3 separate regions of the Homo sapiens genome follow, and regions 1 and 3 are each linked to region 2. A link is a contact called in ENCODE Hi-C or POLR2A ChIA-PET data. All regions are on one chromosome and are shown on one strand. The core of a region is the stretch at or near the end of the contact, and the rest is flanking DNA. Distances in the headings are between cores, read along the strand shown.

What was found. Hi-C counts contacts between places; a loop is a spot of excess contacts on that map. ChIA-PET counts read pairs that join two places held with the same protein, here RNA polymerase II (POLR2A). Pooled maps may share reads with other maps.
Region 1: a loop to region 2 is called in a map of CD8-positive, alpha-beta T cell, with 12 times the contacts of the local background. The contact joins the promoter of TLNRD1 here to the promoter of FAH in region 2. A Hi-C loop is called at or near these places in 4 of 168 maps with a recorded cell type or tissue (CD4-positive, alpha-beta T cell, CD8-positive, alpha-beta T cell and ascending aorta), 5 of 37 single-sample maps with no recorded cell type and 13 of 50 pooled maps.
Region 3: a map of chondrocyte shows a loop between it and region 2 (4-fold over the local background). The contact joins the promoter of CEMIP here to the promoter of FAH in region 2. A Hi-C loop is called at or near these places in 1 of 168 maps with a recorded cell type or tissue (chondrocyte). POLR2A ChIA-PET finds 5 or more read pairs at or near these places in 2 of 52 experiments (Caco-2 and activated T-cell).

The regions. Positions count from the first base shown.
Region 1 is chr15:80,999,255-81,002,254 of GRCh38, reverse strand. It overlaps TLNRD1 (talin rod domain containing 1), which reads right to left and starts at 1,332. Exons shown (of 1, transcript NM_022566.3): 1 at 1-1,332. It overlaps LOC128071545, which reads right to left and starts at 113. Exons shown (of 1, transcript NM_001414893.1): 1 at 1-113. The coding sequence starts at 113. RefSeq lists silencers at 35-164, 515-974, 1,015-1,704.
Region 2 is chr15:80,151,661-80,154,941 of GRCh38, reverse strand. FAH (fumarylacetoacetate hydrolase) reads right to left here and starts at 1,943. Exons shown (of 14, transcript NM_000137.4): 1 at 1,807-1,943. The coding sequence starts at 1,887. RefSeq lists a silencer at 1,955-2,514.
Region 3 is chr15:80,777,668-80,780,786 of GRCh38, reverse strand. It overlaps CEMIP (cell migration inducing hyaluronidase 1), which reads right to left and starts at 1,417. Exons shown (of 30, transcript NM_001293298.2): 1 at 1,173-1,417. RefSeq lists an enhancer at 390-895 and a silencer at 1,516-1,795.

The DNA of each region.
Region 1 (3,000 bases), core at 83-2,582, 850 kb before region 2:
GGCATGCCGCTGGGGAGCCCGCTACCACCGCCGCTGCCGCGGCCACTGCCGCCGCCCCGGCGGCCGTCGCGACTCAGCTGGCCAAGGCCGCGGTGCCTTCCCCGCACCATCATGCCATCCACCGCCGCGGGCAGAGGGCACTGGGCTGCGGCGGCGGGAGCCCGGGCGGCGCGGGGTGGGCCCGAGGGCGAGAGAACGCGGAAGGCTCTTCGGGGCAAGGGGAGGGGCTGCAGCTTTCGGCCTCCTAGAGGGCTTGCAGGAACCATGAACCGGGGCAGAGCAAACTCACTGTCCGCGCTCCTCGTCGCCGGGCTGCCAGGAAAGTCCCTTCTGCTGGTTCGCCGCCGCCGCCGCCTTCTTGGGCATGGCCTGGCGCGGCCCTCGGAGCGGGGAGGGCGGGACGGGGAAGCTGGGAGTTGTCCTTCCTTCCTTCCTTTCTTTGAAATCAAAATCCTTTCCTCGGGGAGGAGCGCGGGAGGCAGCTCAGGCGGGCTGTGCTGTCAGCCGCCGCGCTCGAGGCCACCTCGGGCTCGGCGGCGCACGTGGGCTTCAGGCGCCGTGACCCCACCAGGCGGCACTTCCCCGCGACGGCGGCCGGGGCTGGCTCTCTGGGACGCGCGGCCGCCCCGGGCGCATCTCCTGCCTCCAGCTCTTGGGAAGCGGCGCCGGCGGCAGCGGGGCAGAGGGTGTGGCCGGCACTGTCGCGGCCGCGCCGAGTCAGAGTCGGGCGGGAGCCTGCACTGATTGCGCACAGCGGCCGCCCGGATCGCGCTCAAGCTCTCGCCCGCCCGCCACACGCCCGGGCGTGCCGAGCACCACGGCGGCCCCTTCCCGCCTCGCCGGTTCACAGAGCGCGGCCCGGCGCCGCGGCGGCACGCCCTCCCAGACCGCGCGCCCGGCGGCCCGGCGCTGGCTGTCTACGCAAGTCCATCCCTGTCGCCTCGTCTGGGGCCCGCAGCAGCTGAGCTCTCCCGAGGCCCCGGGCCCCGCGCATCGGACGCCCCTGCACGAGTCTCCCTGCCACCGGGCCAACTCAGAAGGTCCCCGCGGCGCTGCGGCAACCGGCCCGGGCCCCGGCTCCTGCCATTTTTGTCAACCGCCAACTTCCGAGCGAGCGGGCAGAAACTGAAAGGAAGGGCGGGGGCCGAAAGGCAGAGGGGAAAACACCCGCTTCCTCTCCGCGCGCGGCTTCACCTCGGAGCGCGGCCGTGGCTGCGCCGCCGCCCGCAGGGGCTGCCGGAGGCTTTTCCTGTTCCCGTCCGCGCCTCGCCCCCGGGCTCGCCGCCGCCGCCGCCTCGGCCGTAACCTCCCTGGAGCCTATAGAAATCTTTTGTGTGGCGTCACCGCCTTTCGTTTAAATCCCGCTTCCTCCTCTCGCCCTTCCTCCCGCCCCCTCCGCCGCTCCCGGATGCTTGCGCGATGCGCTGCTCCTCCCCCGGGAAGCTGGGTGGCTGCGGGGGACGCCGCCGCCCAACGCGGACGCTGCCGGCGTGGGGCCGGTGGTCCTGAACTCCCCCGTGGTCCTGGGCCGAGAGACTGGGGGAGCGGACAGGGGAAGGCCTGCTCCGGCCCGGGGGCTCTGCGCACACCCATGGGAGACCGGGGCGCAGCCGCCCGCGGGCCTTACGTAAGCTCTTAGCCGGACCAGGGGGCTCCACGCTTCCTCCCCGCCAAGAGAGCAAGTCTAAAAGGTGACCTGGCTTCTGGGCTGAAGGGAGGAGGACACTGGATTTCGGCCCCTGGTGATTTGCTGGGGCCGGTGGGTCGTCTCGGTCTGCGCGACTTCGCCCGGTTTTCCAACGCCCCCTGCCCTTTGTTGTGTTTGATCCACTTCCACGATGGGTTTCCGACCAGCAGTGCAGTGTAACGAAAAGAGGAAAAGAGCACTGGATGGGGAGTCCGAAGAGTGGTGCTAGATGCCTGCCCGTTCCTCCCTTGAAATACGCCTTATGCAGTGAGAGCGCGGGTTCTGAAGCAGATTTCCTAGGATCAGCCTTTCTCAAGCCATTTATGAGTTCCATGACATTGTTCAAGTTCTCTTTCCAAGTATCCGTCTTCTCTTCTAGAAATTAGAGATTGTGCACAGGCTGCTTGAGTACTTGGTTCCTAAACAGTAGCTGTTAGAATTATTATGAGCCCTGATCAGCGCACTTTGCCCTCTCATAACGTCTATTTATTCGTCTGTATAATGGAATAATAGTGGCTGCTGTTAAATGAATTAAATACGACGGCGTTTGGAGGGAAACATTACTACTCCAGTTTTACAGATAAGGAAACTGATGATCAGGTGCTTGAAGTGACTTCCGAAGATCAGGAAGACAGCATATGGCAGGGACAGGAACCCACGCCTACGCCCCAGCCTCTTTTTACCGAACCTTGTTCTTCAGGAAGTGGTTAAAACACCTGGGCTACTCCCAGCAAAACGCCAGTCACGCAGTCCTGAAACAGGTCCTCTAAGGTGCCCAGCCCAACACAGGCTGGGCGTGCTGAGCCAACAGAATGTTTGTTCCTCTGTCCCTTCCTAGAACCCCAAGTCACCTTTCTCCAGCCAGTTAAAAACGTTACTTTTAACTAGGATGACGTTTCAATTTATCGGCCATATCCAAGCATTTCTGAGAATGAACTGTGAGACATGCTATTAATAAATTAACCATGAACAGCAGGTTCAAACCTGGATGGATAGTCATCCTACTTATAACTGAAAGTATCCTTAAATATCTTTAGAATCCGGATGAGCCCACTTAGTTTGCAAACCGAGGTCAATAAAACTGACTTGAAATAGGAAGTAATTATGTAGGGTTAATTCCTTTTTTTCTTCTACAAGAGAAAAAAAAAACAGCTGGATAAGTCAAGGTTTTTCCATGGTGACCCAGGGATTGCACCTTAGTCCTTCTTAAGCTCCAAAAACTTATGAGAGGGGGCCGAAAGCGATGGCTCACACCTGTAATCCCAGCACTTTGGGAGGCCAAGGCAGGCGCATCACGAGGTCAGGAGATCAAG
Region 2 (3,281 bases), core at 694-3,193:
CCACGGGGACTTTAACAAGGCACCCGGCAAAACCAGCTCCACACTACTACAACCCCGTTCTCAGAGGCCACCACCCCTACCTTCACAGAGAGCACCCCTGTACACCTTACTAGTCCATCAACCAGAAATGGAAGGAAGGCGTCTCCTGTGTCTTTGATGCCAACTCGGAGCCCAGGCAAAATCTGGACCAGAGTTGGGGTTCATAAGCATTCGCTGAATAAAAAAAAATGAATAAAGTGATGGCAGGATTCATTGTTATTCCACTCAAATTAGGAAAGGCTGACTGCTGACATGGGGGAAGGGAGGTTTTGCCTTGGCAACTAGTCTTGCCTGGCAAGGCAGCCATCACGGTTGGAATGTCCAATGCCTGCAGAGAAAGCTTCAGAAGAGGCTTGTTCAGCTGGAAGGCCAAAGGGCCAACTCTCCACCCCCAGCACTGTATCAGAGGACAGCGGAATGGGGCTCTCTCTTCCAGACATCTGTAGTGGCTGCCCTGCACATTCTGATGTTGAAACAGCGGGACATGGTGTCTGAAAACACCTAGCCACACTCTAACGGATATTAATTCGATTCCCCTGAGAAAGCAAGTCAGAGCTCCCTACTGGGGTGTGCCTGCCTCTCACAAATGTTTCTGTCTAATGGATTTGTGCTCCCAGGAAAGGTGAGGGAGGACACATCTGCCGAGGGCAAAGTGTTTGAGGAGGGCAGAGGGAGGGCTCTGTCTGCAGAAAGGTTGTTGGCCATCACAAGTTAAGATTTAATGTGCCTCAGATTGTGTCCTCCAGGGGATTGAGTGTCCACTTTCTGTATCCTTGCAACATCTGGTCAGCCCGGCCAGATGTGAAACCACAAGTTGACTCTTCTAGACCAAAGCACTTACCGCAGACAGGCCCACAAAAGGCCAGCCACTTGCATCCAATGACAAGCCATGGGGGAAGGAGGGAACCCCACTTTCCAAGAAGAAGCCAACTGCCAGGCCCCTCGTTTAGCAAACATTTCCTGATTCTGGGGTTCTATGGCTTACAGAGATGAATCAGGAGTTTACCTTTAAAGTTGGGAGCAGAAATCTAAGCCAAAAATATCATCAACAAATCCAAGGGAATCTGCTTTTCCAACCTAGGGAACCTCTTATTATCTATTTGCTGATAAACCCCCAGTTTTCAAATACTTCTTTCTACCAATCAGACTACACTGACTTAGTCAAAGTTTGTTTCCCTGCCCTCTTTCTTCTGATCAGTAGGGGAATGCCAGGGAGCCCACACCAGGAGCTGAAAGAATTTCAGCTATAGGCAGAGACACTTGCCATCTTAGATCTCACAACTCTAAGCCAAGAAACGCGCGTGCCCCTCTGACCTGCTACGCATACCGGGTTATCATTTCCCGGGTTCTAGGGTTAGGGGCTATCCAGCGAGATGAACCACCAGCCCTGACCTGGCCTCTTGGGCGAGAGAAACACACCGCAACCACCTCGGAGTAGGCAGCATGCCTGTGTGCTGCAGCTTCCGGTAACAGAATCCTGCTTGCTCTGCTTGTCTGGGAGAGTGACACGATTCATTTCATTTTGCATTTAATTCTCAGCAAACCTGCGGACAATGAGGCTGAAAAGTTAAACAACGTGCACAGCTAGAAAGTTACGAGGCGGGACTCGAGCCCATAGGCACTCTCACGGAACGAATCTTAAGAGAAAAATGGCACAAGCCTCCATCCCGCCCCTCATTCCACTCCATTCCACTCCACTCCACTCCACTCCACTCCACTCCACTCCACTCCCTCCCCGCGCCCGGACGCCAAAGCCCCACTGCTCACGTCGCCTCTGGTCGAGAAGACGCCGTAGGGCAGGTTGTGGATGGGGAAGTCGGAATCCTCGGCCACCGGGATGAAGGACATGCTGAAGAGCACCCGGCACGGCTGCGGGCCTAAGGTGGCGTGCGGAGAGCAGGACTGAACTCGGCCGCTGTGGTCAGGCCCGGCCCCGCCCCCCTGCCCGCCCCCACGGCCTGTCCGGGTGACACAGCAGGGACCCCGGAGGCTCCTACCTGACTTTTGGTCTCACCGTGAACACCCCGCCCCCGAACCCCGAGCCCTGCCCCTCCCCCCTACCCTGACCCCCGCCAGCTCCAGGTCCTCCACAGTCTCGCCCGCCCTTCCAGAGCCCCGCCCCGCCCCTGGCCCCGCCCCCGTGGGCCTCAGGTCCTCCAGTCTCTCCTCCCTCCCTGAGCCCCGCCCCTCCCCTTGCCCCGACCCCGCGAGCCCCAGGTCCTCCACAGTCTCACCCTCCCTCCCTGAGCCCCGCCCCTCCCCTCGCCCCGCCCCTCCCCTCGCCCCGCCTTGCAAGCCCCAGGTCATCCAGTCTCTCCCTCCCTCCCTGAGCCCCGCCCCTCCCCTGGCCCGGGTACCCGAGAGTCCCAGGCCCTCCAGTCTTGCCTCACTCCCCGAGCCCCGCCCCTCCCCTGGCCCCGCCCCCGTCCTGATCCCCGCCCTGTCCGCGAGTCCACGTGGGGGAGATCTGGTTCCAGCCCCCGCTCGGGGCAGCTAGCTGGTCCTACCGAGAGCAAACCCCAGCTTAGCATTTAAGGCTCTGCCCTGCATGACTCCAGCCTCGCTCGCCCCGGCTGCTGCCCTGCTCTTCAGCTCAACAGAACTCTTGTCCGCTTCCTGGAAACACTTTCTCCCCAAGAGCTGCTCCCTGAGCTTCAGAAGAACACCCAGTCGCGTCCTTTCTGCCTTCATACCATGATGCTCCGTCCAGCTATGACACTTCCACTTGTATGTCAGAGAAGGGGACAGTTAGGCCTGTTTGGAAGGCTTCAATTAATGAGAATTAATATTCTAAAAAATATAACTCACCTGTTTCACATGCCAGTAGTAAAATGACGTTGACAAGATGCTCAACCTTGGACAAGTTACTTAAACTTTCTCTACCTCAGCTTCCTTCTCTGTATAATGTTGATGATAATAGTTCCTACTTCACAAAGTTGATATAAGAATGGAATGAATTAATATTTGTGAAGCACCTAGAATAGTGCCTGGCATATACAGGTTATGTGTGTGTGGAAAGAGAGAGAAGGGAGGGAAAAAGAGGAAAGGAGGGGAGGGGGATAAAGGAAAGGAAAGATAAAAGAGAAATAGGAGAAGAGAGAGAGGGAGAAAGAAAAGAAGGAAGACAGGAAAGAAGGGAAAGGCAGACTATCTTAGGGTGGGTTCAAGGTGTTATCTAATCACTCATGTGCAGTCAGCTGCAGTTTTTTGAGACCATGCCACAGCCAGGACACTTGGAACAC
Region 3 (3,119 bases), core at 168-2,667, 630 kb before region 2:
CCATGGTGGCGTCGCGCCTGGGCACGCAGAGCCGCCGGCTCCCCGCCCTCGGGCGCGCCCTGGATCACTTTCCAGACCGCAGGGATGGAGAGACGCGCTCCCCGGCTCACCGTCCCTGGTATGGGGCTGCAGCCAGGCACTGGCTCACACATCAGAAGATTAGTTTTTAAAGGGAGCTCTCACCTGTGGGTAGCGTTGGCTGCTTGGAGAAGGACTCAGGACCTCAAACCCGGCAGCTGGCGGAACTCCTGGGACTGCCGTAGCGTCCGACCCTTGGGGAACAGCGGCTGTCGCAGAGAGTGTCTGCGGCTGAGGACCCAGGGCGCACAGCGCTCCTCTCTCATGAGCACACGCATCCCTTGGGGTCCATTCCAGAATGTCACTGGCCTTCGTTCCCAGAGCGGCGAGCTGGAGACCTGGCCAGCGTTCTGCCAGGACTCTCTGCCTTTCCTCACAACCTAACGCGACCTTTCTTGGAGCCGACGTCCTTTGCCAGGGACCACCAGACCTTCTTCCAGCGATGCCACGTTTGGAGTCTCAGTCTAAACATCAGCAGAGCCCCCCGGGTTCATCTAACATTGCAATTGCCTCAGCTCGGCCCCGCGCCAGCGCGTCGCTGGGTGCCTAGCGCTGTCCCGGAGGCACTGGGAGGCGAGGGAAACTGGGAGGAAGAGCGTGCTGAGGCAGGAGCAGCAGGGCGCAGACCTGTTGCTAGGCGCACGCCCGCTAGAGCTCGGCGTGAGCTGGCTCCCAGTCGGCAGGACACCGAGACCTGACCCTTGTGGTACTCCCTCCTCGGCGAGACACTCTCCCGGGCGCAAGCCCCCGGTGCCATTCAGAAGGGGGAAAATCTACGGAAAGCAGGAGTCTGCCCCCTCTGGATGCCCTCTGGGGACTCCAGCGCCCCCCGGCACCTGCAGCTTGTAAAGCATCACAAGATCTCAGAGAAATCCCACAGAGGACAGTGCCAAGAGCGTGTGCCCATCAACAGACGCATGGACAAACAGACAGATAGAGGTAGACTGCACAGCACAGGGTGGACAGACAAACAGAAACTGAGGCGGGTAACGTTTACCCTGTGCCGGGTGGAGGCGCGGGCCCCCACTTCTTACCTCTCTTCCGTGGCATGGGCCGTCAGCTCATCCCTGACGCCCCCAGCCAGGCCCTCTTACCTCTGGGTCTGTAGCCGAGACAGTGTCACGCCTCGCGGGCCAGGAGCGCAGCGGCCCCGGACGTCTGGTCGCTGACCGCCAGGCGCCGCGAGCTCCCGGGGCGTGGGCAAGCGGAGTGGTAGCTAGTCTGGGAAATCTGGGTTCAGACCCTGGCCGCGCTCAGCCCCGCTGGCTCCCCGCGCCGCTTGCGCTCGCCAGGCTCTGTCCGATAGCACCGCGCTGGGCTCTGCTTGAGCGCTAGCTCCCCGGCCCTCAGCCGAGAGGCCGCTTTTATAGCCACTTTTACTGACTCCTCCCCCGAGGAGCCCCTGACGCCCGCGCGGCACCGAAGCTCCCTCCCTCGCCCCCCGATGAAACTTCCCTCCACGCGCCCCCGCCTTGCCCAAGTGGGGCGGGGGCCCTGTGCCCGGGCCGGACCGGGGCGGGCTCTGGCGGCGGCTCTGGGAGACGCAGACCTGAGCCCGCGGAGCCCGGGTGCGCAGAGTCCCGCCCGCAGCAGCCAGGTGAGGGCGCTGGAGGCCAGGACTCGGTGGAGCGGCCGCGGCGGACCGCGGAGAGCAAGTCCCCGGGCCTCCAAGGAGCCAGGGTCGCCCGTGCCCCGCTCGCGCCCCGGGGCGCCCTCCGAGGCAAAGAGGCAGTGGAGGACAGGAGAAAAGGTCTGCGCCTGCCACAGAATCGCCGCGAGTCGGGGTCCCAGGCTAAGTCTCAGGATCTCTTTTTAACTCAGCAGCAAAAGAGTAGCCCGAGAAAGAGATTTTGGTATTGGCCTAGCAGTTAATCCGAGAGGAAGATGCTTGGGTGTTCACTGAAAGGCACCTTGGTTTGAAACTGGATTCAGACATGCCAGTTACAACTGTGTACAGGATCTTAACCCCTCCCAGTCTCAGTTTCCTCATCAGGAAAATGGGTTCTGTGATGCTTCCTCACTAGAATGGTGAGGCTTAAATGAGATCAGGAAAGTCCAAGTTCTAAGCACATAATAGGTGCTTGGTAAGTTAGAAACATTCCCTGTGGGTAGGAGGGCTCTGTGCCTCTTTAACTGGACAGGCCAAAGTTCTGAAGGGTCAAAGCAAGAAGGTGCGGCTGGTCTAGACATTCCCTCGCGGGAGGAAACAGTACCAGTAGGAAAAGTTCATCACAACACATCCCTAGGGCATATGGAGTCTCCTCTCAACTCTGCCGCTAACCTACTGTGTGACCAGGGCCAGCTACTTCCCCTGTCTGAGCCTCAGGGTGGTTTTTTTGCAGGGAGGTGAGGAGTGTTTGTTTTTCTTGTTTTGTTTTAATCTGTAAAATGAGGGCGTTGATACCTGCTCTCTGCCTCTTCCACCTTTCAGAGTGTGACTCAGCCCCCTTTCCTGGTTAGCAGAGGCCTCCTAGAATATACATTTCTTTCTTCCTTCCTGCCAGTGTTCTCTGAGAACCAGCTCCTCAGGCAAGGTCTCCATTCTGTGTAGTACACACTAGCTCCGGGACTCTAGGTCTGGACTTTAAGGCCAGGCTGTGGTCGGCAGAAGCTGTGGAAGTCTGTGATCACATCTGGGCTGAAGCAGAAGCCTTTGTCACCTGGTTAAACTGGGAAGTCCTGCAATCCACCTCTAGGCCTCTTCCAGAAAGCGGAACTTGATCCTTACTGGGGGTGGTGGTCAGGATTCTCAGCCCTTCTTTGATTTATTGGGAAGTAATGAACTGGATCCAATGGCAAGCCCTCCTCCCCAACCTTTTCTTTCCAGCCGAATAAAATGGAGCCCCCCCGACCCAGGGCCCCTCTCCCCAGTCCTCACCATGATTCCTGTTTATGTTTTTCTTCCTTAAGGAGCTCCCAGAAACCAGACCCACAAAGAGTTGTGTGTTAGGGGTTTGGGGGTGCTGGGCATTTGGCCCAAATGGAGAAAGGTCGACCTTGAATCAGCCTGGCTTGGCACGACATGCAGGATTTTCCATCAA